Linked DNA regions of Homo sapiens: region 1 is linked to region 2. A link is a loop called in an ENCODE intact Hi-C map of the cell type or tissue named here. Cell type or tissue: endothelial cell of umbilical vein. All regions are shown on one strand. Links, peaks and the distances in the headings refer to the core of each region. The heading gives the core; the rest is flanking DNA.

Evidence for each region. Peaks named below come from ENCODE experiments on the same cell type or tissue, not always from the same donor. Only the 100,000 strongest peaks of a DNase experiment are listed, where the experiment ranks them.
Region 1: a loop joins it to region 2, with 4 times the contacts of the local background. A loop is called at or near these places in 2 of 110 quality-filtered maps.

The regions. Positions count from the first base shown.
Region 1 is chr15:75,912,643-75,928,223 of GRCh38, reverse strand. It overlaps FBXO22 (F-box protein 22), which reads right to left. Exons shown (of 7, transcript NM_147188.3): 3 at 14,934-15,021; 4 at 14,019-14,114; 5 at 10,830-10,994. Among named protein-coding and RNA genes, the nearest start is that of FBXO22, 17 kb to the right of the region's middle. In endothelial cell of umbilical vein, for the core only: a CTCF peak has its summit at 6,275 (motif pointing right); DNase peaks (open chromatin) are centred at 5,693 and 6,313.
Region 2 is chr15:75,687,476-75,704,566 of GRCh38, reverse strand. It overlaps CSPG4 (chondroitin sulfate proteoglycan 4), which reads left to right. Exons shown (of 10, transcript NM_001897.5): 2 at 11,334-11,497; 3 at 13,755-17,091. Among named protein-coding and RNA genes, the nearest start is that of CSPG4, 17 kb to the left of the region's middle. RefSeq lists enhancers at 6,458-7,207, 9,134-9,223, 9,824-9,973, 9,457-10,206, 10,956-11,706 and 3 more and silencers at 4,153-4,202, 4,333-4,422, 9,945-10,239. In endothelial cell of umbilical vein, for the core only: no CTCF peak of the experiment used is centred there; DNase peaks (open chromatin) are centred at 10,056 and 10,586; H3K27me3 peaks cover 3,711 bases.

The DNA of each region.
Region 1 (15,581 bases), core at 2,283-10,282, 230 kb before region 2:
TGGTATTTCTGTCTTTAGGTCTTTGAGGAATCACCACACTATCTTCCACAATGGCTGAACTAATTTACACTCCCACCGACAGTGTATAAGTGTTCCTTTTTCTCCACAAACTTGCCAGCATCTGTTATTTTTTGACTTTTTAATAGCCATTCTGCCTAGTATGGGATACGATCTCATTGTGGTTTTGATTTGCATTTCTCTAATGATCAGTGATGTGGAGCTTTTTTTCCTATGATTGTTGGCCGCATGTATGTCTTCTGCCAGCATTACCAAACGGGTGCTTTGGGGACAGGAAAATGAATCTAATACCTAACACACTTGTGTTTCCATTTGATTTGACCACATGACTTCCACCTTGACAAACCTAAGGTGGTTACCAGAAAGGAGAGTTACTTAAGGAAACAAAGGGTATGCAGATGCGTGAATGACCAATTACTAACACCAAATAATGACCTATTCTGGGAAACTGCCTCTGGTCCATTTCCAATTCTCTACACAGTAAATTACTGACTTGGACAGTAAAAAGAATATTACTTTCATGACATCATATACCCCAAACCATTGCTAAAGCATCTTTTTTCCCTTATAGACTAGCCCACGAAATTTTAAGAGAATATATTTTCTTCTTTAGAACAAAGTTTCAGAGTTGGGAGAGGCCTGTGAGATCAAGTCTAGAGTTTTATTTTACAAACAAGGACTGCCAATGCCAGAGAAGTGACTACTACCCCAGGACAATATAATGACAGACTCTACATTAAAACCCACATCTCCTGACACTCAGGGCTTTAGCTTTTAGAAACCTCATGACTTCTAAATCTCAACCTTTCCTCCTGTTTTCTAAGCTCTAGATGCTCTTTTACAACATCCACTAAACATCCTACCTGAATATTCTAAAGGCAACCACTCCCATTCATTTAACAAACACATACCCAATGTAAAGGAAAATTTTAAAAAAATCTCAGGACCTCCAAACTCCTTATGCCAAAGGGAAAGTTTAGCCTAGAGGCTGAGTCAAGCGAAGCACCATCCTCTCTCCAAATTAATATTGCTACTTCACAACCCTGTGTCAGAGCATTATACATTAGCCAGACCTACCGCCTCACACCCCTCCCCCCGACCAGGAAAGGCAAAAGGCTTTAGGCATCTCCAGATGACTGCTCCCACAAATCATTCATAAGGAAAATCTTTGCTGGCCTCAAAACCTTTAAGATGTACATCCTCCCATAACACAAGGACATGTCAATTGTAACTCTAGGTCTGTAATCTGTTCAATTCCACACTGATAATGTCCATTGCAAGCTTATCTTCCCAGATGCTGCACAAAAACAAGAGATCAGTAATTCACCCACCTACTCTGAGACATCTGCATAAATGGTTCTTCCTTTCTTCAAAAGGTTCACCTTATCTTATGTAAAGTGTAGATTTACTGAGTACTAACTAAAGTCTCACAGGAATGTAACCATTCACCTCATGCCTATCCTTCCCCATCCTTCCTTCTCTCCTTTAAAAACATGTATTGAAAACCTCTTCAGAGTACACAGCCACTCGTTTGTGACTAGTGTTTTTCCCGGATACGCCCTCAACCTCTGGCTCAGTAAACCTCGAATGATGGAGATTCTCGCCTCAGTCACACATTCCAGTTAACACCATCTTCTCCAGTGGTGTTCTTTCAACATCTTCTCTAGTGGGTTGGTTCTCAGCTAATGGAACACTTCCCCCTCCTAATACACAACCCTAGAAAGTAGAATCACTTTCCCCTACCCCAACTTAAAGAACAAACCCACCTTAGCCAAGGCTGGCTGCCTGATAGAGCAGATGGCTCTGTATTTAACCAACAGACTACCTGGTGCTACCGGTAAATAACAGAGGGAAGGTACAACTCCAACTCCTTGACACTCAAAATTCAAAGGCCTAAAATATGAGGGAAGAATAAGGAGCAATGCCAAGTTTTCCTGAAAGGTTCTGGGTTCCCCCCAATTCATAGGTAAAGGATCATCAAGGACCCAATGTTCTGGGCCACCCGCCATAGAATCTGACTACAGATTTTATTCTAGAATTTTCCAAAAGTTGATACATTAGCAGGAGCTTACCACAACCATTAAAAACAATTCCAGAAAAGTATTTATAAGGCACTTTAAACAGTGTAACCTACTGGTGAACCTTTCAAGATGATAAGCTGGTTACAAAATGTAACCTTAGGTAACAGGATAAACTGACCTGCCATGTAGGATTGGCAACTATAATCAAGTTAACTACTGTAGTTGTCCACCAAGAGATGTCTTTGGTTTTGGAATAGGATGAAACTGTTCTTGCCAGTAATAATCTTGTTAGGTAAATTTAGCAAAGAATTGCCCCATCCTCTTAGGAATTTTTCATCCACCAAGCCCCCACCCTCCTCCTTGGCTATAAATCCCCATTTGTGGTTGGTGCATTTGGAGTTGAGCCTGATCTCTCTCCCCTAGTGCAAAACCCCATCACAGTGGTCTCCCAAATAAAGTCTGCCTCATTGTCTTGAATAGATGTCAGCATCGCTTTTTTTTTTTTTTTTAACACTAGCTTCCTGTCACTTCTGCTTTCTCAAGGGCTGGGCAACTTCGAAGGCAGAACAAGTTCAATCCCTTGAGCTTCAGCACTGATTCTCTCTGCTTCACACCTGGTACTGCCTATGACCCCTCAAGACTCTCTATGATGTCCTCAGATAATTTTAAAACTTTGTTCTTCTTCACACTTTTTTGGAATCTGACAAGTCATTAAAGTTCTATTTTACCCCTCTTGGTGGCTGGCAGAATTCAAGACAAGTAGTTAAAGGTTCAAAAAGCAGGGAGCAGAAAGAACCTGAACAATCTACAAGCTAGATCACCAGATCACCAATCTCACAACAAACACTAGTACAGAGCACCGTTCTAAGTACATTATAGAAATTAACTTATTTAATGCCTGTAACAACCTGTTACGTATTGTTTTATTCCTAAAAAGTCTGTGAGGATTCAATACTTCCAAAATTCACATTTAACATGCAAATTATATCCATATTACAGAAGCTAGATCAGACCAGACCAAAGTAAAATTAAATACACACCCCAGAACTGGCTGCCAGAAAGAACTGTGCCTACTGAGCTATGGAAAACACAGGACACTTCCAATCCTCTCCTTCAAAGAGCAAAGGCAACTGAATTCTTCAGAACTTCCTCTCTTGACCCTAAAATGTAAAAATCAATAGGAAAGCTTTTCTAATGGGACTCTCCGCAAATAAAACTCAAATCCAGAAAATCACTGTGCCCCAAAAGGCAATGTTACAGGTTTGTGCTTCACCTAGAAGAAAGTCAGAAGGATATTTGTAAAAGGAAAAGAGAGGGAGGATCCCAGGTGTGAGTCAACTGTTTGCTATATAACTAACCACCTCAAGCATTCTCAAAGGAGCAAAGAGGCTCTGGCTCTCAAGCTGAAGTCCATCTTGCCAACGCTCAGCAGTGCTAGGTCTGCTTTCTCAAGCTCTCCTGTCTGTGGTACAGACAGGTAGAGCTGCCAGGCACTGTAGAGCTGCCAGGCACTGCTCTGAGTCTAGAGCCCCTTCCCTGGATTACATGAAGGTTTAGAGGAAGAAGTGCATGAGCACTGCCAGGGAGGGAAGCTTCTCTCCCCTCCTCTGTTGCAGCTGGGGCTTTCAGACTGTGCTTTGGTGGGCAAAGCGTTCCAAAGATGCCTCCAGTGTAGGTGGAGGAGAATAAGCAACCTCAGTTCAAGGCCTAACATGCTCCCTTCACCCTTCAACCTAGAGGCTCTGCTTTTACCTGCTTTATTTTTATGTTGACATCCCATGTAAGACTGTACAAATGAAGTGTTTAAAACAAAAGCTAAGAAATGGCTCAAGGAGATCCTTACTGAGTAGTCTCAATAAAGCCTTTGCATTAGCAGAAGGGAGGGATGTCAAAATAATATTACAGCAGTACCAACCCTGGACAATCAACATGCACTACTGAGCCTCCTCCCCGGCCCTCCTCCTCAAATCACTGAAGCCAGTCCCTTTTGCTTCAATCACCATTAATTACCTGATGATTCCCAAATTAATATCTTTCCTCTAGACCATTCTCTAGAGCTCCAGGCCAACATATCCAACTGTCTATAATCAATATCTCCATCTCAAATTCCAAACATGTCCAAAACAGAACTGATAATCTGATCTTCCAACCCGCACCTTCAAATCTTCTTCACCTTAGTCAATGGTACTATACAGCTGCGCTAGCCACATACCCGCATGACATCGCTGTCACCTCCCTCATTCTCAACACCTAACATCTCATCAGTCACCACATCCTGTCCATTCAGCCCCAAACTTCATCTTGAATCCATTCACTTCTCTTCAACTCCACTCACCACTGCCCTGCTCCAAGCTGCCATCTCCTCTTTCCTTAACCACTACAACAGTCTGTGTCTCCTGCATATACTTTTTAAAAAAAATTATTTTAACTGAAAAATTTAAAAGGCATATATTTATCATGTTCAACATGGTGTTTTGAAATATATATACACTACTGAATGGCTAAATCAAGCTAATCCTGCATCCACTCTTGTACTCCAAAATGATCACCACATCATAGCAAGAGTGTTATTTTGAAAAGATCTATCAAATTATGCCACTCCTGTGTTTAGAAACCTGGCTTCTTGCTGCACTTCCCTCAAATATTTTTGATCTGTGGTTAGCTGAATCCATGAATGCAGAACCCATGGATATGGAAGGCCAACTCTACCTAAAATTAGGACACAAGATAGCAAGTGAAAGAATGAAGATGGCCATTTTAAGCTGGGCAAAGCTTCAATTTCCAGAAGAAAATGATGCCTTGGAATAAGCCAAAACTGCTGACATCAAGCAGCTCAGGAAAGGACACCTATAAGAAAGCTTCACAGAGCACAATAATTCTGGGGTTGTTTTTCCTTCCAGTTTTCTCATTCCTATACTTGGCACTATAATGCAAATATGATCTAACAAATATAGCAATTTTATCACAAAAGGGTTTCTGCTGCTCAAGATTTTGGCTCTTATAAACTGACAAAACTAGGGTCCTAGCTTCAACCAGTGCCACATATCAGGGCCTCATCAAAGATTCCCAGGATGCTCAGGTGGACAGAGGACAGAGTACTGCCCAGGAAACAGCTATGTCACCTCTCTGGACAAAAAAGGCAGCACACAAAAGGTTTGGCCATATGACCTTTAGCAGCAGCACTGAATCAACAGCCAAAACAAGCATCTCTAATGGGGTTTGATTTTTCCCAATTTCTTCTCCCAATCCCGCTCCTCCTGTCCCAGTGTTCCTATTTCTGGTCTCTGCACCACCATCACCCTTGTCTCCTAGGATCAAAACTCAAAAGTAATTACTGAGGCTTCCCTTCTCTTTCACATCTAATCATTTGTTCATTTCCTCCAATTCATTCCCTAGTCCTCATGCCCTAGTGTTATTTCTTGCCTGGACTCTAAAGTGGTCTCCCGCTTCCAGTGTCTCCCCACACAGGAGGGCCACATTCACCTCTGCTCGATGACATCTGAGTAACAGCTACCATTTTCTGTGTACAGGAGCTAAGCCCAGACTCTTTAGCCTGGCCTGAATGCGCCCCACCCTTTGTTCCCATGACTTCCCTGCACATAACCTTTGCTTGCAAAATGATTACTATTTCTCCAACATGCTCTGGGATTTCCTGGCTCTGTGCCTGTGTTTCTATGTTCCTTCAGCCAGTGATATTACTCATCCATATCTCTCATATGCTTCCCATCCTTCAAGGGCTTAAATACCACCTGCTTCTGGAAGCCTCCTTGATCCCTCCCACTGGCAGAACCCCTACAGCAATCTACCCATTCTGCTCTCACAGAACACCTCACATACTCACTTGGGTTATGATTATGCAGTCAAGCACCACATAACACTTTGGTCAAGGACAGCCAGGCGTGGTGACACGCACAGTAAGCATATGCAACAGTGGTGCCAGAAGATTAACAGAGCTACAAAATTCCTACTGCCTAATGTGTAGCACAACGCATTACTCAAATGTCTGTGGTGATGCTGTTGTAAACAAGCCTATTGCAGTGCCAGTCGTATAAAAGTATAGCACATACAATCACGTACAATGCATACTTGGCAATGACAATGAATGACTATGTTACTGGCTTATGATTTACTATCCTATACTTTTAATTGTAATTTTAGAGGTTACCCCTCCTACTTATTAAAAAAAAAAAAAAGTTAACTGTAAAACAGCCTCAGGCAGGTCCTTCAGGACGTATTCCAGAAGGAGGCACTGTTGTCATAGGAAATGACAGCTCCACATGTATTACTGCCCTGAAGACCTTGCAGTGGGACGAGATGTGGAGGTGGAAGACAGTGATATTATCTTGACTCTGTATAGGCCTAGGCTAATGTGTGTGACTGTGTTTTAGTTTTTAACAAAAAGCTTAAAAAGTTAAAAAAAAAATTAAAGGTGGAGAAAAGCTTACAGAATAAGGATATAAATGGAAATTTTTTTTGTCTAGCTAAAGTTAATTTATTATTAAAGAACAATTTTATTTTATTTTTTTGAGATAGAGTCTCGCTGTCGCCCAGGCTGGAGTGCAGTGGTGTAATCTTGGCTTACTACAACCTCTGCCTCCCAGGTTCAAGCGATTCTCCTGCCTCAGCCTACAGTAGCTGGGACTACAGGCGCACACCACTATGCCCAGCTAATTTTTGTATTTTTAGTAGAGATGGGGTTTCACCATGTTGACCAGGCTTGTCTCAAATTCCTGATCGCAAGGGATCCACCTACCTCGGACCTCCCAAACTGCTGGGATTACAGGCATGAGCCACTGTGCCCGGCCAAACAAAAATGTTTCAATTAATTTAATGTAGCTTAAGCATACAGTGTTTATAAACTATATAGTAGTATACAGGGCTAGGCCTTCACATTCACTCACCACTCACTGACTCACCCCACACCAACTTCTAGTCTTGCAAGTCCCATTCATGTTAAGTGCCCTATAGAGGTATACTGTCTTTCATACCATGTTTTTACTGTACCTTTTTAATGTTTAGATATGTTCAGATACACCAATACTTACCATTGTGTTACAACTGCCTACAGTATTCAGTACAGTAACATGCTGTCCATGTTTGTAGTCTAGGGGCAATAGGCTACACTGTATAGCCTACACATATAGTAGGCTGTAACATCTAGGTCTGTGTAAGTACTATGACATTCACACAACAACAACATTGCCTAAAGATGCATTTCTCAGAACTCATCCCCGTCATTAAGCAACATATGACTGTATATGTATTCTTCATACCTTTTCTGGAATGTCACTGAGACAGAATCTACATCCAGTTATGTCACCTTTAACATGCTGAATAAATTTTTATTTATTTATTTATTTTTGAGACAGGGTCTCACTCTGTCACCCAGGCTGCAGTAGAGTGGCGTGACTTCAGCTCACGGCAACCTCCGCCTCTTGGGCTCAAGCAATCCTCCCACCTCAGCCTCCTAAGTAGCTGGGACTACAGGTGCGTGCCACCATGCTTGGCTAGTTTTTTAGTTTTTTTGTAGAGGTGAGGTCTCACTATATTGTCCAGGCTGGTCTCGAACTCCTGGGCTCAAGCGATCCTCCCGCCTCAGCTTCCCAAAGTACTGAAATTACAGGCATGAGCCACCATACCAGCCTGAATAAAATTAATGTAGGAGTTCTACATTATGAGCCAATTGAATATAGATAGTCATCTCGTCAACATCAACACATTGATCATCTTCTTCCTTCCTTGTACTAAATTTGCTGCCATAAATCTTCCCAGAATCTGGGCTATGTTGCCCTGGACTGGCTTACTCCAAGGCCTTCAATGACACTTGATGCTTTTACAGGCAGACTGCCAGGCAACACACAAAATGGTTCTCAAACCAACATGTCTGACCACAGCCATTCCTTTGAGTTTCAGACCTACTATTTGCTAACCACCTGACCAACTCTGAAAAAGACCTAGTTTGCTGAACTTTGTTCGCTCCAGCTAGCCTACCAATATCAAGTCTCATTATGTTATTACAAAATCACATAAGCTCAGCACATAGCCACATTTGCTCCTAAAATTCATTTTGCCTTTACACTTAACAATGGGTCAGTTTTAAGGGCACTATCTGACCTTTTCCCAAAGGAAGTTTGGCATCCTTAATTTAGAATAGCTTTAACATTTCTGCTAACTCTGCTATTTACATACCCTAAGAGCCTTAACTCTCTACTGCCATTAAAGTTCAGTTTCCTCATCAAAAATATTCCATAAAGAATTCTGTCTGGCAAAGCTGTGGTGAAGATTAGAAGTGCTGCGCAGCACAGTATCTGGCATACAGTACCTCCATAAACATTGGCCATCGTTAATTGTCACTTCAAGCCCAGACACATGTATGCTCCTCTGGCATGTGGCTTCTGAATGAGCTAAGGACACTTAGAACCCTACTATTCCCCCCACAAACTACAAGGCCACACTGCAGATGAAGGGCCCATGTGACACACAGTAAAGCCTGCCTAGGGTGGAGGCCAACACTAGCATCTAGCTACAATCTACTGTTGCTAAGCGTTTTATGAAAGTCATTTCATTTAATCTTCACAATTCTGTGAATTCAATGTTAGTTATTTCCACTTTATAGATGAGGAAAATGGAGGTTTAGAAAAATTGAAAAACTTGCCCTAACTGGAGAGCCAGAAAGTAGCAGAACTAGAGTAGCTACAAGCCTGCAATCTTTTAAGGTTGACTACCTTCTATTTATTTTTTAACTGACAGATAAAATTGTATGTATTTATCAATGTATAACATGTTTTGAAGTATATATACATTGTGGAAGGGCTAAGTCTAATTCACATATGCATTATCTCACAGTTACCATTTTTGTAGTAAGAACACTTAACAGTCACTCTCTTAGCATTCTTCAAGAATATAGTATATGGGCCAGGCACGATGGCTCACACCTGTAATCCCAGCACTTTGGGAGGCCGAGGCAGGTGGATCACTTGAGGCCAGGAGTTTGAGACCACCCTGGCTAACATGGTAAAACCCTATCTCTAATAAAAAGACAAAAAAAATTAGCCAGGCATGGTGGTGCATACAGCATGTAGTCCCAGCTACTCGGGAGTCTGAGGCATGACAATCACTTGAACCCTTGAACCCAGGAAGTAGAAGTAGCAGTGAGCTGAGATCATGCCACCGCACTCCAGCCTGGGCAACAAAGTGAGACTCTGTCTCCAAAACAAACAAAAAAAAGAATATATGGTCACTGACTATAGTCTCCATGTTGTACAACAGACCTCAAGAACTTATTCCTCCAAAACGAATTTTGTATCTTTTGACCATCATCTCCCCAAAGCCCCTCCCAACCACCCCAGATCCTGGTGCCTGCCATTCAACTCTATATTTCTATGAGAGCAACATTTTTAGATTCCACACATGAGTGAGATCATGCACTATTTGTCTTTCTGGGCCTGGCTTATTTCACTTAACATCCTCCAGGTTCATCCATGCTGGTGCAAATGACAGGATGTCCTTTATGGCTGAAGAGTATTTCATTATGTATGTATACCACATTTTCTTTATCCACCATCAGCTAATGGACACTTAGGTTAATTCCATATCCTAGCTATTGTGAACAGTGCTGCAATAAACATGGGAGTGCAGATATCTCTTCAACATACTGATTTCATTTCTAAGTCAGCATTCTTAATAGCTACACTACCCTGTGTCACACCAGAGCTGGCTGTTGAGACTTTCCACCATCTACTTTGACCTGACCACCCTCTTCCACATTATTAAGAGGTTCCCGGCTGAGTCTTTGCTGCTAATGCCTCTTGTTCTGTGCTTCCCCTCCCATCCACCAATGACTTGCAAGTTTTTTTTTTTTTTCCACATTGTCAGGGATAGTTGTAAAAACTAGTCTCAATGTGTATACCCCCTTTTTTTCCTCATCAGTAAAACAAATTTTACCTTTGCTGCTACACAATTTTTTACTCCAGCTGGTTTAAGTCCCATTTCAAATAACAGAGGTTTATCTCTATAGGCTGGCTGATCTATGCAAAAATGAGGTGTTACCACTGAATAGTTTTTATGCCAACAGTGATTTTTAATGAATGAAGTGAATTCAATCAGTCCATCTGCAGATGTAGATAAAAGGCTAAACGCTGCTTTCCTTGAGTAATTCGTTTGTTGTTTACTATATTAAGTTAAGCTTTCCCATCCAAGCTTAGACATTAAGCCAACCCTTTACCTCTTCAAATTCACTTCAGGGCTCCATCCACACTACCTGCAGGATGTTTCCCAGCACACCCCTTGCTTGATAGACTTGCCTTAACTCATATATTTCCTAAGACTCATCAGGGTCACTTTACTTGTTCCCATCTTTCTAATTAGTTCACAAAGAACTAACCCGCGTATTCTAAAAACTTCTAAAATGCTTGTTACTAGAATAAAAAAGGTTAACAAAACAAAAATAGAGCAAAATGAAATAAACTATTAGAGCAAGAATTCCTTAAAATTCAGAACTAAATACAAACAAGTTTATCATCAACAGAGTATTTATGAAAAATTTTTCATCTCTGGTTCTCTTGGGCTTTAATGCAAGTAAAATAATTTAAAAAGTAAATCAATTCTACCAAACATGTATCACACTGGCCTCTGTGAATCACCTGTTTGAATTAGCCACATCTCCAGTGACAGGTGTACTTAATTCAGATTCTCCCAAAGGAACCTAATATCCACCAACTAGCCAGAATTAAAAAGAAAACAAAATTAATCAATAAAATGAGCAGTTAATGATAAATAAAAGTAACTTACCTACTTCAGTGAGTTGATGTCTTTCTAATGTTAAATTCTTTGGATCCTTAATAAAATGAAAGGGTTGTATTTTTATTCCTTCAATTTGAGGGAATAATAAAGCAAAACCAGATTCTCCAATTTCTATTTCCTGAGGTCGATTGCTACCTGATCCCATTGGAGTCACTAGAGAAAAAGTTAAACAGTTTCACCAATAGAGTCAGTAAAAACTAGATAACTACAGTTTAGGTCACTAAGATAATCATTAAGCTAACAAGCCACTATCTGAGTAAAAGTTTTTCAGCTTTGACAGTTTTAGGGTGTAGTGTCATGATGTTTGCCATTTAACTTTCAAATGGTTCAGAAAGAAATTTTTTATAAGCAAAGTGAGAAAAAATAAATGTTGCAAAATTTTTTCAACTGCTAAACTAGATAAAGGGTATATGGGTATTTATCATGCTGTTCTATTATTCTTTCAACTTCTCCATATTTTTCAAATTAAAAAGTTGGGGGGGTAGTAAATACACTTTCACAGCAATTCCAATTTTTAAAAGTTTACCCTAAAAATATTTGACAATTATATAAAGTATATATATACCCAAGTATTTTATCACATAATTTCAAATAGAAAATAAAAAGAAAAAACCTGAATGTCCCACACTGGTATTCAGATTAAAAGTTACATTGGTATCATAGAATATAGCCATTAAAATGATGACAAATATATATTTATAGACATGGAAATATGTTTGTAATATGCTCTGAATTTTACAGGTAGATATTACAGATTGAACTGTGTCATTCCCTCCCTACTGCCTACCCCAAATTCATGTTTAAGCCCTAACCCCCCATGTGACTATATTTGGAGATAAGGCCTTTAAAGAGATAGTTAAGATTAAATGAGGTCACAAGGGTAGGACCCTAATCCAACAGGACTAGTGTCCTGAGAAGAGGAGGAAGAGACACCAAGCATGCTTATGTATGAAGAAAAGGCCACATGAGAACACAGTGAGAGAGCAGCTGTAAGTAAGCTTCAGAGAGACCATCCCCGATCTTGGACTTCTAGCCTCCCAAACTGTGAGAAAATAAGCTTCCGTTGTTTAAGTCACCCAGTCTGTGGTATTTTGTTATGGTAGCCCTAGTAGACTAACACAGTAGGTTACAAGTCTACAGAAAATTGTATTCTGGTTTTTTATATTTACATACATATATAAATAGAGGTTAACATCATAAGAGTGGTTAACTCTGTGGTGCTTAAAGGTGCTTTTGCTTATCTGAATCTTCTAATTTTTTTTTTCTAAAAATAACTATTACTAGTATAAAAAAAGAAATAAACTTTTTTTTTTTTTTTTTTTTTTTTGGAGACAGAGTCTTACTCTGTCACCCAGGCTGGAGCGAAGTGGTGCAACCTCTGCCTCCCGGTTTCCAGCAATTCTCCTGCCTCAGCCTCCCAAGTAGCTGGAATTACAGGCATGAGCCACCATGCCCAGCTAATTTTAGCTTTTTTTTTTTTTTTGAGACAGAGTCTTGCTCTATCATCCAGGATGGAGTGCAATGGCGTGATCTCGGCTCACTGCAACCTCTGCCTCCCGGGCTCAAGCAATTCTCCTGCCTTAGCCTCCTGAGCAGCTGGGATTACAGGTGCCCGCCATCATGCCTGGCTAATTTTTGTATTTTTAGTAGAGATGGGGTTTCACCACGTCGGCCAGGCTGCTCTTGAACTCCTGACCTCATGATCCACCCACCTCGGCCTCCCAAAGTGCTGGGACCACAGACGTGAGCCACTGCGCCTGGCCAATTTTTACATTTTTTAGTAGAGATGGGGTTTTGCCATGTTGGCCAGGCTGGTCTCCAACTCCTGACTTCAAGTGATCCGCCTGCCTCGGCCTCCTAAAGTGCTGGGATTACAGGTGTCAGCCACCACGCCAGGCCAAAAAGAAATAAACTCTTTTTTTTAAAAAAATGTTAAGCCCTTTAGAAACCACAGCTAGAGCAACTGAACAAATAATATTCATTTGTAAACATGTAAAATTCTTTTTACCTCACTGTATAAGACTCAAATTCAGATCAAAAATCTTTCAGTGAAGATTAAAAATGACAATTCTCAGTAGAGTACTACTGAGTTGGAACAAAAAAACATAACAGCAGCCAGGTGCAGTGGCTCATGCCTGTAATCCCAGCACTTTGGGAGGCTGAGGCGGTGGATCACCTGAGGTCAGGAATTTGAGACCAGCCTGGCCAACATGGTGAAACCCGGTTTCTACTAAAAATACAAAAATTAGCCAGGTGTGGTGGTGGCGGGCGCCTGTGATCCCAGCTACTTGGGAGGCTGAGGCAGGAGAATTGCTTGAATCCAGGAGGCAGAAGTCGCAGTGAGTAGAGATCACGCCATTGCACTCCAACCTTGGTGACAAGAGTGAAACTCCATCTCAAAAACAATACATAAATGACAGCTAACATTTACTTACTGCTTTGTGTATCTCTATTGTAAATGCTTTACAAGTGTTAACTCATTTAATTCTCACAACCCTCCAAGGAAGGTACTACTGTCATCATCCCCACTTCCTTGATGAGGACAGTGAAGCCCCATGAAGTTAGGTAACTTGCTCAAAGTCATACAGATACTAAGCGGTACAGCCGGCATTCGAATCCAGGTATCTAACCATTGCACCATTACTGCCTCAACAGAATCTCTCCTCCCCCAGTTAACTACAGAAAAGAATCAAAAATAATAAAAACCAGCAAAAATTCACCAGCAGCAATCAAGCATGGAAAGGGGCACAACCTCATGCTGTAAACATTGAAGAGTGGTACCAAAGCAGAGAAACAGAAGTCTCCTAGTAAGGCCCAGCTTTGCTCCTAATCCCAGCCCCATCTCACCCCTACCCACCAAACACAATACTGCTTGAACTGACAAAACTCTGAAAATGCCCACAAATACTTCCTAATTTGGAGGAAGGCAGAATGAGATCATTCCCCTCTTATGAATGACTACTGGATATTTATACAGGTAACCTTGAGATGAGAAGTACAATAACTTAATAAACATTAATATAAGGCAAATATAATGCCATGGTAAATATGACTGACTTTATTGTATTTTAGATGGACAGAAATAGAAATGTGGTTCTAAGCTAAAAATAACTCACCAATCCAAAGGACCCCACATTAATGCAAGGAAGAAATCATCAAGTTGCTAATTTATCTCACCTACAATTCCTGGGGTCACAATCCCAAGGACTTGGCATTGTTTGGGGAATAGCTTCTCAAGGGCAAGTGCTGTTTCCATACTAGTTCTTTTCCTTGCTGTAAAAATACAGTAGCAAAATGATAAATATCATCCATTTAAAGTCAAATCTGAGAATGAAAAAGTAAAAAAGCAAATACTGGAAATATTTAAGTCATTTAACACGAGAATGCTCTAAATAAAGGTCTAAAAGCATTGATTAAAACAAACACTTTACCTGTTTTGGTCCTGGCTTTTAAATTATAAATCTGATCTTTTGCACCACTAGTCTGCCTTTCCCCTCTGTTCATATATTGCTTTTGCCCCAGTGATGTCAAATTTAGCAGTAACAGCTGAATTTTAGACTTGCTATTGTACCTTTCTGTTCAGCTGATATTGCAGTATAACTACTATTTGCATCAACAGTCACCTGGATCAAATTAGACAATGAGAATCCATTATCTAAGTCTAACTTGGGACCTGAGTGTGCGCATCTTGGATACCCATTCTGCCTTTTCCCTCAGCAAGCCAAAAATGCACCATTTCTCTACATAACTTTAGTAAATGGGACCTCATGTTCCAATACAGTAAAAGGCCTGAATAGCCAAGTCATACAACCTGTTTTAATAATAAAAAGTGCCTGGAGAATTAAAGCATCTCAAATTGAGAACAACACCTTTCTAACGAATTTGTTTCAATTGCACTACAAGGTTTAGAAATCAATCTGAAGCAGAAAGGGTTCCTCAAGGTTCAAAGATAGATATATTGATGCATACTACAGGTGGCAGTCCCAGAGCCTCAGAAAGTCAGTTAACTCTCAGGACAAGTATAATATTGAACTCCGAACGGAAGGCACATGATAAAAAAACAGAAGCAAAAGCTTTTCTTTTGATATTTACCTCTCTTATGGCCACGACACTCTTCCAGACTAATGAAAGTTTCTGAATCAGCCATGTAAAGAACTGTATGTGGTAAGATGCGAACATTCTGCAAAGAAAAAAAAAAAATTGGAATTGGATCCCATGAATCCATCAGTGCTTCTGCATAGTCCCTTGAAGTATCACCCAGTCCATAGTGCAATCAAATTAGAACTCAGGATTAAGAAACTCACTCAAAACCACACAACTACATGGAAACTGAACAACCTGCTACTGAATGACTACTGGGCAAATAACAAAATAAAGGCAGAAATAAAGAGGTTCTTTGAAACCAATGAGAACAAGGACACAATGTACCAGAATCTCTGGGACACAGCTAAAGCAGTGTTTACAGGGAAATTTATAGCACTAAATGCACACAGGAGAAAGCAGGAAAGATCTAAAATTGACACCCTAACATCACAATTAAAAGAACTAGAGAAGCAAGAGCAAACAAATTCAAAAGCTAGCAGAAGGCAAGAAATAACTAAGATCAGACCAGAACTGAAGGAGATAGAGACAAGAAAAATCCTTCAAAAACTCAATGAATCCAGGAGCTGGTTTTTTGAAAAGATTAACAAAATAGACTGCTAGCCAGACTAACAAAAAAGAAAAGAGGAAAGAATCAAA
Region 2 (17,091 bases), core at 7,171-15,170:
TTCTCCACAGACCCCTGGACAGGGCCCGGCCAGGCCCCCCACCCACATGTTTTAATGGAATCCAGGTGGCTGCCCCTGGCCAAGGTTCCATCTCTGGGCATCTGGGGCCCGTGTGCTTCTGGCCACCCATCTGGAGCCTGGCTGAGCCCCTCCAGGGGTGGGTACTCAGACGGGGGCTGTCCCTCCAACCGTGGACAGCCCTGGGGCCAGCGAGATATTGTAGAGGCCTGAGCCAGCTGGCTGATGGTGCCACAGCCCTTGGGCTACCTGGCCCTGCTATGTGGCCTTGGGGAGACCCCTGGCCCTATCTGGGCCTCTGGGTGGAATCTTCAGTCTCCTAGGTCAGCTCTAAATTCTGAGCTTGAGCCTCTTGGGAACAGGACAGGGGCCTCTGCCTCTATCTAGAGAGAGCCAGCTGCTTGTCCTGGGCCAAGCAGCAAGGCAGGCTAGGCCTGGAATGGGGCTGAGAAGCAGCCCAGCCTGCCAGGACTCCCTGGCATTGGAAAGCCACTTTCCTAAGTTGGCATGGAGCCCTGGGGCTCCCCCCGGGATGAGAGCAGCGGCTCCTCTCCACCCCCGGCTCCCATCTTCCACCCCCTGGCCCCAGCCCCGCCCTGCCAAAAATAAACCCAGACCACCCCATCTTGTACCAGCCAGACCCACCCAGCCCCTCCAGAGCCAATTGAGTCACCACTCAGAGCTGCTCCTTTTTTAACTGTCTGAGTCACTGCTTGTGGCTCCATGACACATGCCCCAGGCTACGGTTACCCCACAGCCCCTACAAGCGCAGCCAAGGGAGGGGTCTGCGTAGAGGCTGGCAGCAGGTGTGAGTCCAGGCCATAGCCTTAGCTTGTGAGCCCTCCAGGCCTAGGGAACTCACTCCATAACAAGCCAGAGACCAGACCTGTCCCTCAAGGTCCCGGCCGTGCCCAAGACAGCCCTTGGGGATCTTGGTGACAAGGTCAATCTGGGCTCTGCCCCACCGCATTGCGTTGCCTCCAACAGGCCTGGGCCTTCCCCGTGGAGACTGCCGGGAACGGAGGGTCTCCAGCCCCTAGACCCTGGAGGCTGGGGGTGGGCGAGGCCACAGAGACGCCTGCTTCCTCCCTCCTCACCGGCTCCACCCGGACTCTGACCACGCTGCCTGGAGCACCATGAAGACTCTATGGGACGGAAGCCACACTTCAGTCTCCCCTCACGGCTTCTGTCTGCCCCTGCGCAGGGTCACCCGGGCTGCAGAGCACCCCCGATCTCTCAGTCCATCCCCCCATCCCGCTCTCTCCATCTCTCTGTCCTTTCCCACCCCTGGCTGTGGTTCCTCCATCTCTTTCTGTCTGTCTTTCCTACCCTGTCTCTCTGTCTGTCTGCCCATCTCTCCAGTCCTGCTCTGTTCTCCTTCCCTTCTCCTTTACCGGGTTCCACGGCAGTCAGAAGTGCTCCCTGCCGCCAGCACCCCACCCGTCCCCAGGGCCCTCTCTGCCTTCTCAGTAGACATAACAGACCCTCACCTCCTCCCATTCCCACAAGGGACTCTGGGCCCCAGGGACCAATCCTGAGAAATGTTCCGCTCCCCTCACCAGGTCCTCCCGTGCCCCAAAGTGCAGGCTACATCCTGTCCCAGGGAGTGTCAGGATCCCACAGGCACTTCCTTGGGGGTTGACAAAGGCGGGCAGGGGGGCCTGGGAATGGCCCCACCTCCCAGTCCATGCTAGAGCAGGGGCCTGTAAGCCTCAAACCCCATCCGTCTTCTGTCTGTGGCTGTGGCCTCCGGCTATAAATAGGGGCTCGGATTCTATTTTCTTTAAAAACAAGCACCAGACTCTGTCACCACAGGCCCAGAAAAGCAGTCTCTGGCTCTGGCAGTCCCTCGAGCCCTCCCAGGCCATAGTGTCCAGTCCCCTGCCTCTGAGCCCTGGGGCTCTGGAGGGCAGAGGAGGCCTGGAAAGGAGACTGGAGGTAAGACAAGGTGGGGAGGGCTGGGGCGAGCTCCCAGAGGCAGCCCCTCCCACTGGGCCCATGGCCCTCATGCCCTGGTGGGCCCCTCCCTCCTTTCCTCCCACGTCCTGTCCCCAAGCAAGGTCAGTCTTGTCCCCAAGGCTCACAGTGTAAATGGAGAGAGGTGACAACAGCACAGCCCCCTGGGCCGCAGCGAGTGTCTTTGCACCCCAAGGACACAGAAGGTGCTTTGGGCTTTTTTCCTGAAAGAGCATGAGGACATTTCACAGGTGGACAGGAGAGAAGAGCTGGCCCAGCAGCAGGCCCAGCCTGAGCGAAGGCAGCAGGTCGGCCCTGCTAGGTGTGCACGGAGTCAGTGCAGAGTCTAGTGAGACGGAGGCGTGGAGTGTCCTTGGAAGAGAGCAAGAGACCCTGCAGGCAGAGTTGAGGGCACCCTGGCCTTCAGTGCCACCCGGGGGTGGGGGCCTGACCCTGGGGCAATGGGAGCCACCAAAGGCAAGGGAGGCTGAGGGAGTGGCTTTCAGTTTGGGTTAACTGGGGCTGCTATTAGCAAAGGGAGTCAGGAGATTGATTAAGCCAGACCGAGGACGGTGGCCAGCCGCCTTATGGATGGACCAGGGAGCAAGAGAGGAAGATGAAGTTGAAGGAGAATTTGGGGACTGGATGGATGGAACCTGAGTATTAATCAGCAGTGGCTGTGGGGAGGGAGGAGGAGGAGAGTTCAGTGCGACCCTCAGATGTCTACTCAGCAACAGGTGGACAGTCGGGCCTTCACGGGGCTGGCGAGCCAGCTGTAGGGGAGAGTACACTGAGTCCTCCTTGCTTTGGGTGGGGTTGGGCTTGGGGGTTCCTGTGGGTGTTCCTGCCATGGACATCTGAGGGACACTGGCAGTGGGCCTGGAGCCCTGGAGAGTTGGTGCCAGTGAGAGAGACGTGGTGCATTAGCAGAGGCTGGGCCTGAGGCCGGGAGAGAAAAGGAGGGCCAGAGGGAGTGTGGTGGCGGTGGGCACAGCTCCAGGGGGGGCCCACAGGCTGCAGGCTTCCAGGCAGTTGGCAGGTGGGGGTGCTAGGCAGGAACCTATTCCAGGAGGAGTCAGGCCTGCCCAGGAAGAGAGGTCTCAGTCTCGGGATCTCTGATGGGCCTGGGTAGCCCAGAGCTTCACTAGCAAGGACACTGAGGTTTCCTGGTGCACCCCCCGGCAACGCCCTCCCACTGGAGCACCACCAGTGCTGGGACTTGCTGTGGTGGGACAGCTCTGCCTGATAGAAAAACCCTCACACGGGACAAATGCCATCTCATTTGATCCTTTCGTTCCCTTAGATGCTGACATCACCTCCCTCATCACAGGTCCATGGCCTTCTTGCTGCACAGATGCCCTGGGAAGGAGATGTGGGCCCTGGTCCTGTCCTCAAGAGCTTCCAGTCTGGCTAGACCTGTGGCCATTTAGGCCAGAGGTGGCTCTACTGTACCCACGGTAGTGGCCACACCTCTTGCCAGTCTGCTGGGCTGGTCAGAGGCCAGATGTGTGTCAGTCCCTCTATCCAGGTCCCCTTTTACAGATGGGGACACTGAGGCCAGGGAAAGCATGGAAGCACATGGCTCTGAGCCCTGTGTGTGTGCTGGGGGTGTGAGCCCTGACCCAGGCTTCTGCCCTGGACATGGACTTCTGTCTGTGGGGTGAGCCCACCCTCTGTATTCAGATGGGGGAACTGAGGAGGAGGCACACAAGGCTACTGTGCACAAGTTGTGCCACCAGATTTCAGGTCCAGGCAGCCGTCCAGACCCACAGTCACCATTTCCTCTGTTCTTCCCCCATCCCAACTCACACACTCACTATCTCCAGACCCAGCCCGCCAGGCTGGGGAAGCCCCGAGACGCCGCCCCAGCAGCCCTGTCTTCAGCAGTTTCTGCTGCCAGAGCCAAGGGGAACTCAGAGATGAGCCATGGGCTGCCTGGTCCTGGACACAGCCCAGGAGAGAGCCTGGCCCTCAGCCTCCTGGGGGCAGCTCCCACCCAGACCCCTGTCTCTCCACCCTCCTCCCAGACCTCCAAGTCACCAGTGGGCAGGGCTGGCACTTATCACTGGCTTCTGGACCTAGTCATCCCCCGCCAGCCCCTGCAGAAGGGCCCTCCCGATTCGGCCAGCCCCAGAGCCACAGAGGAGGGGCTGCCAAACCGCCCAAGGAGAGCAGATGCTTCCCTCCCCTCCTCGCTGTCCCCCCCTCCTCGCTGCCCCCTCCACCCGGCCCTGACAGAAGAGTCCCAGGGGACAGGAAGGGAAAGAGTGTGTGTTCCCCAGGCTGGGGTCCAGCTCTCACACCCTCCTCCCACTGGGGCCATTGGCAGATGCTCCACTTCCGATTCACAGGCAGCAAGCAAACCCACCACGCCTCTCTGGGTGCACACACGGTGCATGTGCCCTGCTGACACCCACAGCCCCTAGCTCTGGAGCCACACCCACAGGAGCTTAAGTCCCAGCCCTGCCGCTGCTCCACAGGCTAGCACGGAGGACTGCCCTCTCTGAGCCTCAGTTTCCTCACCTGTAACATGGGAGATGCCTCCCAGGAGCCCTGCTAGGGCTGGGGGGCTGTGCAGGCCCAGTGCCAAGTGAGGGTCCTTCACTCTTCTCTTCCCTGCCAGAAACCCTACCCCAGCCTGGGTCCACTGAGGTGAGGGTCCCAGGTCCTCTAGGGCCAGGAAAGTGGGGGAAAGGAGGGTACGGATGGAGCCTGGAAACCCACCCATCTCCCTGTCCAAGAGGGAAGATTATAAGGCAGGGAAAAGCCTCTTGGAACCGCTCCCCACCGCAGCCACCCCACCCTCCTCGCCTGAGGCCTGGGGAGCAGCAAGACTTCCACAAAGACACCATTGAGGCCCCGCTTCCTCCTCCCCCGGCCCAGCCCTCCCGCCTGGGTGGACTCTGGGCTGCTTCTTCCCTCAAAACCTCTCATTTCCCCTCCTGCTTCCTCTGTGCTCCACAAGGCCCCAGGGTTGGGACATGTGGCTGGGAGCCCAGGGTGCAGCCCCTATCAGCCTCTGTGGACCAAGCTCAGCTTCTCCCACCCCACCTGCCCCTGCTTCCACTCATCTTCCAGACGGGTTCCCTCAACTGGAAATGTTCCCCAGCACATGCCCCTCTACGTGGGTGACTCAAAGCGCTTGGTTAGAGGATGGTAGCTGAGGCCAGTGACCAGGGTCAGGGCCCAGCCAATAGCTGAGGAAACTGTTTTCCTCCCTGGCCCCCTTGGCCTTGCAAGGGACCAGAAAGGCAACTAAACAGAAGGTCAGCTGACCTGAGTGTGTGTCTCTTGGCTCAAGAGTTTTTGGTGCTGCCCTGACCCCGACAGAGGTCTCTGCAGCATTTAGACGTGGAGGCAGTCACCTGAGCAGGTGCCTAGCACTCCAGCACCCCACTGGGATAAAGCAGTGTCTCCTGAGATGATGGCTGCTGTTGTAAGCTCCATGGGATTTGGAACTAACCTACTGTTGTCCGCATTTCGGTAGCTCACGGGACAGGAGAGGAGCAGGCAGTCCTTGGGCCGCGGGGATGGCCCTGGGTGGTGGAATCCCAGTCTGGAAGCAGCCAGGAAGAGTTGCTAAAGAGCAGTGAGCCCTGAGGGGTCTGCAGGTGTGTGAGCGTCTCCCAGGCAGCCCACCCTGGCCAGTGATGAGCCTTCTAGGCCTGGGCCCTGGTGACCCCAGTGTCATCACTGGGCAGGTCGCTCCCCTTAGTCTGACCTTAAGTCTCCCCTGTAACCTACCCCCTTGTTACCCTCAGAGTAACAGGGTTGGGTGAAGGTGATAGCTCAGTGTGGGTGGCTGAGCCTTGGGGAGTCTGCTGGGAGGAGGTTTGAGAGGGGCTCACCCCTGAGTAGGCACACCAGACAGCTTCTCCCTTGCCTGAGGAGCCCAGGGAGACCAATGTGCTGGGGAGGGGACCCCCAGTTATGTCTCGGTATCCAGGGCCCACAGTGGGGCCAGACCAGGGACCCAGCGCACCCCTTCCTCGCCTGCCTTGCCGCCACACACGTGTGTACATGTGACACTGACCCACATTCCTGCACACACTCACCCATGCCCTGCCTGCTTGGTTGGAAGTAGATTGGTGGCGGAAGTAAAATCGGGGAGTCCCTTGGAGGTGCAAGGGGAGGGGAGGGGAACTGACCTGAGGTCTAGAGGGCCAGGTGACCTCAGGGAGGGTCCGCTGCTGGGGAAGCACACCTGGCCCGTCCATGCTCTCACAGAGCCGGCATTCAGCCCCCAGGTGGGCCACGACCACCCCCCGCCCCACCACATACACACCTATGAGGGGAGACAGAGAGCCCTTCATCCCGGCCTTGGCCCTCCCAGAATACCCCATCCCACAGCCCCCTCAGACTCCCTCACCCCTGCCTGCCCAGACCTGGAGCCAGGATCTCCCGCCGTGGTGCCAAACCCCGAGGGGCGGTGATGGAGAAGTCTGGCTTCGTCTTGGAGCAGGGCCCTCCCTCCCCAGCAGGCTGGCTGGGCATCCCCTCCTCACTCCTGTGCACAGCAGCAGGCTTGCTGCCAACATCCCGCCTTCTCTGTCTCCCTCGAGTTTTCCTCCTCCGTCTCCTTCCTCAGGCCTTGGTCTGTATGTGAATCCAGTCTTTATGGAGGAGGGCATCTTGATTTCTCCTTCTCAGTTTTAATAACTTTCTCCCATGTTAGCTGTCTTCTTCCATTCCCATCACTGTATTGCTGTATTTGTGATTGAGTGAATGAATGAATGGGTCTCTATTACGCATTCCACCTCTCACCTCCTGCTCTGTCTCTGTGGCACTGGGTGTCCCTCCCCCACATACAGATGTCCAGGTCTCCTGCCCTCACCCTCAACTACGGGCCCAGGCACTCCCCACGGGCCAGCAGCTCCGGGCTCCCAGAATTTCTCCCTTATAAAGTCAGGCAGCAGCAGACACCCAGGAATGCTGCTGCTCCCATGACGCAGCCTGGCTGTGGGGCTGCCCCCAGGCAACCAGGAACATGGCGGGAGTGGGGCACACAGGGATCCATTGCCAGAGAGTGGGGTACAGTGGGGGTGCCTGGGTGGGTAGGGCTCACACGGGTGGTGCTGGGACCTGCTGGATCTCTTTCTGCTTCTCTTCGTCAAATCGCTTCTCCTCTGGAGCCTCAGTTTGTCTGTCTGGAAGGTGGAAGCTGAGTGCCCTGCAGCAGGCTTGAGCTACAGAGAATGCTGATGCTGTGGGACTCAGCACCCATGGAGGGTGGGGCCCCAGGCCGGGGCCCTCCAGACTGTCCTAGAGCAAAGGGTGATGTGCCCAGGGACAGCCAGGATGGGGCAGAGGGAAGAGGGAGCCAAAGAGCTAGGGGGAGACCAGGGGGAGCAGAGGCAGAGCCTGGCAGCAGGGATGGCCGGAGGCGAAGGAGAGATGGGGCAGATACAGGGACACAGGCAGCCTTCTGAGGACTCAGAAGGAACAGAGCCCACAGCAGCCCTCAGCCTGGAAGAGGCATCTGTGCCTGAGACCCGGCCCTGGCCTGGCTGGGGAAGGTGGGGCCCTGGCCGGGGGAGGCGGGCCTGATGGGCAGAGATGTTCCCCTCACAGCGACTCCTTGTCCCCGGAGCCTGGTGTCAGACAGAGGGCTGGGTGTCAGGCTGGAAGCCTCAGGGGCCCATCCACACTCCTCCTAGTAGTGCCTCCGGGGAGCCCGGAGATGCCAGCGCAGCCCTTGCCCTGACAGAGGGGGCTTGCTGGGGACCTTGACCGAGGTTTCCTCTAGCCCCTGAGAAGGGACTTGGCAGGGAAGGAAACAGGCTTTTTCTGTGCCCCCAGGCCTAGATCTCAGGAAGAAGGATGGAGCCACCCCACCCTCAGGCCCAGACAGCAGTGCCCTGTTTATGGGGAGGAAGGGTGGGAAGCCTGAGGATGTACCCACCTTTAGCAAACCTCTCTATGGGCGCTGAGCAGGAGGGGCAGGAACCCTCCAAGAACACACAGCCCCTTTCATGGAGCCAGGCCCAGCCAAGTAATGGCAGGCGGGCACCGAAGGGCAGGACAGGCCCGGGCACAATCATTGCTCTGTCCTGGCAGCTCCCGGCCCACACACGCGCACACACACACAAACACACAGCCTTACGCAAACCCAAAGCACACCCCCAGCAGCCACCCACATGCTTGCGCACACACAAATACACATCTATTAATATACAGCCCTGGACGCCCACTGACGCGCCTTCCAGAGAGAGAAACCCATACACGCAGCACTCTTCCTGCCCCTCCCACGGGCCCCCAGACCTGTGGGGCATCCTGCTCCTCTCATGCCCAAGGCTTGGCACCTCCAGGCACCCCATGCCATTAACCTTCCCCACATCCATATGGACAGCAAACTCCTAGATCAGGGAGAGACCCCCAGGACTAATCCCCACAGTCAGGAGGGGGAAGGGGTGGGAGGGACTGTGCCCATTTTACAGAATGGTGACACTGAGGCCTGAAGTGGGCCCCTTCTCCTGGCTCAGAGGGCAGCCCATGGGGCTGCTACAGGTTTGGTCTGCTGTTTTGATGAATCATGGGTCCTCTTGACCCAGGAGAATCAACGGCAGGTCTGATCCAGCCTGTGCCAATGTCTCCCCACAACCTCCTCCATCCCCCCGCCCCAGTCACGCAGCCGAGCCTAGCTTGACCCATTCTACTTTTCCCTCTACTTCTCTTCCTTCAAGTTAGCCAGAGGCTTTAGCGGGTGATGGAGCAGAAACCCTCCTAGCCCCACCCAAAGGGGACCTGTGTACTTCCTGCCAGTCTCACTCGGCCTTGCTGCTGTCCTCTGAGACTGCCTATTCCTCCCTCTCTGTGTCTGTACACCACCGTGACCTCCTCCAGGAAGTCCTCTGGATTGACTCCTAGCTTATTACATCTTAATTCTGCACACCCTCTCCATTTGAAGCCCCTCTTCAACTGCCCCCCCACCACCTCCAAGACAGGGATTCTGAGTTCTTGCAACTGAAGCCCCTCAGAGAGTGTAAGAGGGGCAGAAAAAAGGAGACCAGGAGGTGGAGGGAGTGGCGCTGTCAGAGTTTCCAGAGCCCTGGCCAGCAAGGCCTCAGAGGCCTCTGTTGGGGTGGGGGGCTGCCTGGCCACGCGCTCCAGCAGCACAAGACAGCCTGTGTGAGCCCCTCCCGCTCAGCCCCACAGGAAGCAGCAGGGCCCAGCCCCTCAATGGACCCATTCAGACCCCAGCGCTCTGGAAAGTACCTCTACTTCCTGCCACCCTCCCACTCTGGCCAAACAGGCTCTACTCTCCTCTGCTGGGAGGGGGCTGCAGGCAGGTGGTTCAGTGGTTAGGGCCAACCATCTAGTTCAGTTCCTGCCTGGCCCAGAGCCCTGATGTTGACCATGACTTGGCGGGTCTACATATACCTTTAGTGCAAGGGTGGGTAGGGGCAGGGACATGTGCCCCCTTCTCTGTGGGTGCTGGATAGGTAAATGTTTAGCAATGGGCTTTCTTGGGGAGGGGGAACCCTGATTTGCAGTATTTGCCTCTTTTCCTGGTATAAATGTTCTCACTGTGGGCAGTATCACCTGGCTCTCAAAATTCCTGAAAATTCAACAGTAGACTCCTGGCAGCTGCTGTCAGCCGCTCCAGCAGGTGACGGTGGTGGCTCTATCCTGCAGGGCCATGTGCCCCCACCCCTTGTGCTATGGCCTCCCTCACTTTAGTGTGCTGTGTTTTGCTCTTAGGAATCAATGTCTTTGCAGATAAGGCACCCCGGTAGGTGGCCGCCACCTGCAGTTCCCTGGTCTGTCCCTTGCTGGCGCCAAGCTCTGCTGAACCAGCTGGGCCGCCCCCGCGCAGATGGTCTGCAGGGCTCCCTTGATTCCCGTAGCTTCCCAGACAAGGTGCTGGTATTGCCAGCAGTGCTGGCAGGAGGAGATAACTAGAGGGGATTTAACTCAGCCCAAGGGGTTCTTACGGGATCTTTCTTGGACATCCCTCCCAGTGGGGCTGGCTGCCCTTAGGGTGTACAAGTCTCCGACTCCTCCAACGGCTGAAGCTGCTTACTCAGGCGGATGGCAGCTGGCTCAGGCTGGCCAGGGACCAGCACATGGGGCTGGTGCCGGATTATCCCTATCAAGGCCGTCAGCCTGTGCTCGCTCTCGGGTTTGAGGGAAGCCCAACAGGAATGAATCACCGTTTTTAACCCGTGTTTCTCTACCCCCCAGCCCTGGACATCTGCAGGCAAAGTCAAAGTTATATTTGGCTCTTATCACCACAAAAGGCATGGACCAGAAATTGTGGCAGCGGGTTGGAAGTCAGGGAGGCTAATCTGGGGAAACTGACTGGAGGAAGCAGCAATTCAAAAGAGGAGGAGTCCCAGTATGGGACAGAACGGGCCCTGCATAGGAACCACTAACCCCAGGCAAGCCCAGACATGGCCTTCTGCCTGGGGAGGCCCTCTTTGGCCTGCCCAGCAGACCCTCAGCCCCTCCCAAGCCCTGTCTTCAGCCTCAGCCTGCGTGGTGGCCTGGGGAAGTTAGGAACTCAGCTGTTCTCATCCCTGGTTCCTTGGCCACGGTGGAAACAATGGGGCCGGATCTGACTGCTCATCGGGGACTGTGAATAGCTCTCCAGCAGGAAGCAATAGCAAGGGTAATGGAGGAAGTGTGGGCCCACTTTGGTTTGACACTGCACATGGTCCCCATCTGGCCTCAGAGCCTTTGCTCCTTGGCAGACTCAGGCCAATAAGCTCCTGCCCCGACGCTCAATGGCAGCTGGAAGAATGGCCTGAGAGAGAAGCGGGGATAGGTGGGCCATGCTGACACCACCCCCAGATCCCAGTCGTGGCCTCAGCCAACCCATGGAGGCGGGGCATGGCACAGCAGGCGCTGCACAGGAGCCCAAGCACAAGGGCACTTAGGAGAAGGAATCTGAGCAGGGATCAGTCTGGACTGGGGGTGATTCTCCAGAAACTCCATTCCTTGGGGCTGTGACCACCAAGCCAGATGGTCAGGCCAGTTGCGGTTCCCTTTGGGCTGGGTCCAGGAGCCAGACCCACGAGGGAGACTCCTCTGGGGCCCAGGGGAGGCGAGTCAGAGCTGGCGGAGGCCTCTGGCTCCAGGAACCTCCAAGGAGGAGACCTGAGTTGCTGGGAATTTCTGGGTCTGACCTCCTGTAAATACAAGATCTGGGCTGGACACAAGGTGAGCCTGTGCCTTCTGGTGCCAGGACCAAGAAGATGCTGGGACCCGGGCAGTGCTCAGAGGCAGCACCATACAGCAGAACCATGAGGGTGCGCCAGCACGGACCCCTTTCTGCAACCCACCCGTCCCTCTTTGCGGCACCTCGCCTCCTCCAGGCAAGAGTCTGAGCCTTGACCACAGCTCCCTCTCTCACACAGCTTCCTTCTTCGGTGAGAACCACCTGGAGGTGCCTGTGGCCACGGCTCTGACCGACATAGACCTGCAGCTGCAGTTCTCCACGTCCCAGCCCGAAGCCCTCCTTCTCCTGGCAGCAGGCCCAGCTGACCACCTCCTGCTGCAGCTCTACTCTGGACGCCTGCAGGTGAGTGACGTCCCCCTGAGATCTGGGCGGGATTCGGGGTGGGATTCCTTCTCTAGCTTTGAGTGAACCCCAGCTGGCTGTGTGACCTTGTGTAAGTCACTTTTATCTTGGGGTCTTAAGTTCTCCACTGTGGGATGGGCAGCAGCAGCCCAGAAATGGTAAATCCTTCATGAACTGGCTCTGCCCACTGGCTCCCTCCAACCATGTTTCCCGCCACAACCCCTCGCTGGCCCTTTGTGCTCTGACAGCCCTGAACTGCTTTCAGTTCCTGGCCATCTTACAGTCGCTTGCTGCCAGGCTCTTGATGCACACTCCTTCTGCCAGGTGTGCGCCTCTCCCGTTCCCTGCACATGCCTAACTCCAGCCTCTCCTTGAAGTCTCAGTGTGGGCATCCCCTCCTCCTGGGCTAGGCCCCCTCCTGAGCCCCCATGACCCCTGTGCATCCCGGTGGCACTGCACCAATTTCTCTGCAGCACCATGGTCTGTCCACGACAGTAACAGCACCAGTACTGCCTCAGCTTCCTCATTTTTCCATTTCATCCTTCAAGACACCACAAGCTTTGTTAGCAAGGAGTCTTGTGGCTTTTTTGAGTCTTCCCCTAAACCATGAAGAGTTTAAGAACCCAGGGTCTTATTCCGAATTTGTGCCAGGCTGGGTGCAGTGGCTCATGCCTATAATCCCACCACTTTGGGAGGCCAAGGTGAGAAGATCACTCGAGCCTAGGAGTTCAAGTCTGGCCTAAGCCACACAATGAGTCCCCATCTCTATTTTTAAAAGAAAAAAATAACCGGACGCGGTGGCTCATGCCTGTAATCCCAGCACTTTGGGAGGCTGAGGCGGGTGGATCACCTGAGGTCAGGAGTTCGAGACCAGCCTGGCCAACATGGTGAAACCGTGTCTCTAATAAAAATACAAAAAAATTAGCCGGGCATGGTGACACATGCCTGTAATCCCAGCTACTCAGGAGGCTGAGGCAAGAGAATCACTTGAACCCAGGAGAAGGAGGTTGCAGTGAGCCGAGACCGCACCATTGCACTTCAGCCTGGGCAACAAGAACCAAACTCCGTCTCAAAAAAAAACAAATTTGGGGCAGCCATCTCCTTCCACACCCCATGGGGAGAGGACTAGGGCTTGGTCAGTCTGCTGCTTTCACTGTTAAACACCAGCGTGGTGCAGGCTGGTGCTGATGGCTGTCCAGTTCTGTAGGTACAATGATGCCACACCCCTACAGAGATGCTCCATACCAGGACTCCAAAATTATAGTTCTTAGTGCCCTGGTTCTGCAGTTACCATACTCTGCCACCTCCCATTCTACCATCTGGGAGCACCGTACCAGAGCCATTTCTGCTGTCAATGTCATGGAGACAGAACTATGTCCTTCATCTCTCCCCAAGATCTCCTTCCACCCCAGGTCAGGGAGCTTTTTTTCAGAACACAGAGTATTTAAATTTTAATTTAAAAATTAGCCTATTCCTGAACAGTGAGCCTGGCTGCCTTCAATGACCCCAAGAAACTTTGCTCTGTTGAAGGGGACTGATCAAGGGATTCCCAGTTACCCATTATTCCAAAGTTGAAATCCAGATTCCAAGACAATATTTCTGGCACCTCTCACTCAAGGAAAGAGGGGAAGAATTTAAAAACACAGGTTGGATTTCTAGGAGAGCATCTTGCTGTATGTCAGTTCCTTGTGGGCGAGGACCACATCTGATTCATATCAGGGTCCCCAGAGCCCATCCAGCCCTGGCCCAGAGTTTCCTTTGGTGAGTGTTTGGAGGATGAATAAAGAGATGGCAGGACGGCAAGAGGAGTGGCACCAGAGGCTCTTGTCCTAGGTTTTCCACTCTGGGGCCCCAAGTGTGGGGAACTCACTATGCTTTTTTTTTGTTTGTTTTTTGAGACAGAGTTTCGCTCTTGCTGCCCAGGCTGGAGTGCAATGGCATGATCTCAGCTCACTGCAACCTCCACCTCCCGAGTTCAAGCAATTCTCCTGCCACAGCCTCCAAAGTAGCTGGGATTACAGGCATGCGCCACCATGCCCAGCTAATTTTGTGTTTTTAGTAGAGACAGGGTTTCTCCATGTTGGCCAGGCTGGTCTCAAACTCCTAACCTCAGGTGATCCGCCTGCCTTGGCCTCCCAAAGTGCTAGGATTACAGGCATGAGCCACCACTGCAATCACGCCCGGCTCTATGCTTTTATAAGGGAAATGATGGATCCAAAGTGCTGTCCACTATCTCCCACTCCCCATCTCTCTTCAGGTCAGACTTGTTCTGGGCCAGGAGGAGCTGAGGCTGCAGACTCCAGCAGAGACGCTGCTGAGTGACTCCATCCCCCACACTGTGGTGCTGACTGTCGTAGAGGGCTGGGCCACGTTGTCAGTCGATGGGTTTCTGAACGCCTCCTCAGCAGTCCCAGGAGCCCCCCTAGAGGTCCCCTATGGGCTCTTTGTTGGGGGCACTGGGACCCTTGGCCTGCCCTACCTGAGGGGAACCAGCCGACCCCTGAGGGGTTGCCTCCATGCAGCCACCCTCAATGGCCGCAGCCTCCTCCGGCCTCTGACCCCCGATGTGCATGAGGGCTGTGCTGAAGAGTTTTCTGCCAGTGATGATGTGGCCCTGGGCTTCTCTGGGCCCCACTCTCTGGCTGCCTTCCCTGCCTGGGGCACTCAGGACGAAGGAACCCTAGAGTTTACACTCACCACACAGAGCCGGCAGGCACCCTTGGCCTTCCAGGCAGGGGGCCGGCGTGGGGACTTCATCTATGTGGACATATTTGAGGGCCACCTGCGGGCCGTGGTGGAGAAGGGCCAGGGTACCGTATTGCTCCACAACAGTGTGCCTGTGGCCGATGGGCAGCCCCATGAGGTCAGTGTCCACATCAATGCTCACCGGCTGGAAATCTCCGTGGACCAGTACCCTACGCATACTTCGAACCGAGGAGTCCTCAGCTACCTGGAGCCACGGGGCAGTCTCCTTCTCGGGGGGCTGGATGCAGAGGCCTCTCGTCACCTCCAGGAACACCGCCTGGGCCTGACACCAGAGGCCACCAATGCCTCCCTGCTGGGCTGCATGGAAGACCTCAGTGTCAATGGCCAGAGGCGGGGGCTGCGGGAAGCTTTGCTGACGCGCAACATGGCAGCCGGCTGCAGGCTGGAGGAGGAGGAGTATGAGGACGATGCCTATGGACATTATGAAGCTTTCTCCACCCTGGCCCCTGAGGCTTGGCCAGCCATGGAGCTGCCTGAGCCATGCGTGCCTGAGCCAGGGCTGCCTCCTGTCTTTGCCAATTTCACCCAGCTGCTGACTATCAGCCCACTGGTGGTGGCCGAGGGGGGCACAGCCTGGCTTGAGTGGAGGCATGTGCAGCCCACGCTGGACCTGATGGAGGCTGAGCTGCGCAAATCCCAGGTGCTGTTCAGCGTGACCCGAGGGGCACGCCATGGCGAGCTCGAGCTGGACATCCCGGGAGCCCAGGCACGAAAAATGTTCACCCTCCTGGACGTGGTGAACCGCAAGGCCCGCTTCATCCACGATGGCTCTGAGGACACCTCCGACCAGCTGGTGCTGGAGGTGTCGGTGACGGCTCGGGTGCCCATGCCCTCATGCCTTCGGAGGGGCCAAACATACCTCCTGCCCATCCAGGTCAACCCTGTCAATGACCCACCCCACATCATCTTCCCACATGGCAGCCTCATGGTGATCCTGGAACACACGCAGAAGCCGCTGGGGCCTGAGGTTTTCCAGGCCTATGACCCGGACTCTGCCTGTGAGGGCCTCACCTTCCAGGTCCTTGGCACCTCCTCTGGCCTCCCCGTGGAGCGCCGAGACCAGCCTGGGGAGCCGGCGACCGAGTTCTCCTGCCGGGAGTTGGAGGCCGGCAGCCTAGTCTATGTCCACCGCGGTGGTCCTGCACAGGACTTGACGTTCCGGGTCAGCGATGGACTGCAGGCCAGCCCCCCGGCCACGCTGAAGGTGGTGGCCATCCGGCCGGCCATACAGATCCACCGCAGCACAGGGTTGCGACTGGCCCAAGGCTCTGCCATGCCCATCTTGCCCGCCAACCTGTCGGTGGAGACCAATGCCGTGGGGCAGGATGTGAGCGTGCTGTTCCGCGTCACTGGGGCCCTGCAGTTTGGGGAGCTGCAGAAGCAGGGGGCAGGTGGGGTGGAGGGTGCTGAGTGGTGGGCCACACAGGCGTTCCACCAGCGGGATGTGGAGCAGGGCCGCGTGAGGTACCTGAGCACTGACCCACAGCACCACGCTTACGACACCGTGGAGAACCTGGCCCTGGAGGTGCAGGTGGGCCAGGAGATCCTGAGCAATCTGTCCTTCCCAGTGACCATCCAGAGAGCCACTGTGTGGATGCTGCGGCTGGAGCCACTGCACACTCAGAACACCCAGCAGGAGACCCTCACCACAGCCCACCTGGAGGCCACCCTGGAGGAGGCAGGCCCAAGCCCCCCAACCTTCCATTATGAGGTGGTTCAGGCTCCCAGGAAAGGCAACCTTCAACTACAGGGCACAAGGCTGTCAGATGGCCAGGGCTTCACCCAGGATGACATACAGGCTGGCCGGGTGACCTATGGGGCCACAGCACGTGCCTCAGAGGCAGTCGAGGACACCTTCCGTTTCCGTGTCACAGCTCCACCATATTTCTCCCCACTCTATACCTTCCCCATCCACATTGGTGGTGACCCAGATGCGCCTGTCCTCACCAATGTCCTCCTCGTGGTGCCTGAGGGTGGTGAGGGTGTCCTCTCTGCTGACCACCTCTTTGTCAAGAGTCTCAACAGTGCCAGCTACCTCTATGAGGTCATGGAGCGGCCCCGCCATGGGAGGTTGGCTTGGCGTGGGACACAGGACAAGACCACTATGGTGACATCCTTCACCAATGAAGACCTGTTGCGTGGCCGGCTGGTCTACCAGCATGATGACTCCGAGACCACAGAAGATGATATCCCATTTGTTGCTACCCGCCAGGGCGAGAGCAGTGGTGACATGGCCTGGGAGGAGGTACGGGGTGTCTTCCGAGTGGCCATCCAGCCCGTGAATGACCACGCCCCTGTGCAGACCATCAGCCGGATCTTCCATGTGGCCCGGGGTGGGCGGCGGCTGCTGACTACAGACGACGTGGCCTTCAGCGATGCTGACTCGGGCTTTGCTGACGCCCAGCTGGTGCTTACCCGCAAGGACCTCCTCTTTGGCAGTATCGTGGCCGTAGATGAGCCCACGCGGCCCATCTACCGCTTCACCCAGGAGGACCTCAGGAAGAGGCGAGTACTGTTCGTGCACTCAGGGGCTGACCGTGGCTGGATCCAGCTGCAGGTGTCCGACGGGCAACACCAGGCCACTGCGCTGCTGGAGGTGCAGGCCTCGGAACCCTACCTCCGTGTGGCCAACGGCTCCAGCCTTGTGGTCCCTCAAGGAGGCCAGGGCACCATCGACACGGCCGTGCTCCACCTGGACACCAACCTCGACATCCGCAGTGGGGATGAGGTCCACTACCACGTCACAGCTGGCCCTCGCTGGGGACAGCTAGTCCGGGCTGGTCAGCCAGCCACAGCCTTCTCCCAGCAGGACCTGCTGGATGGGGCCG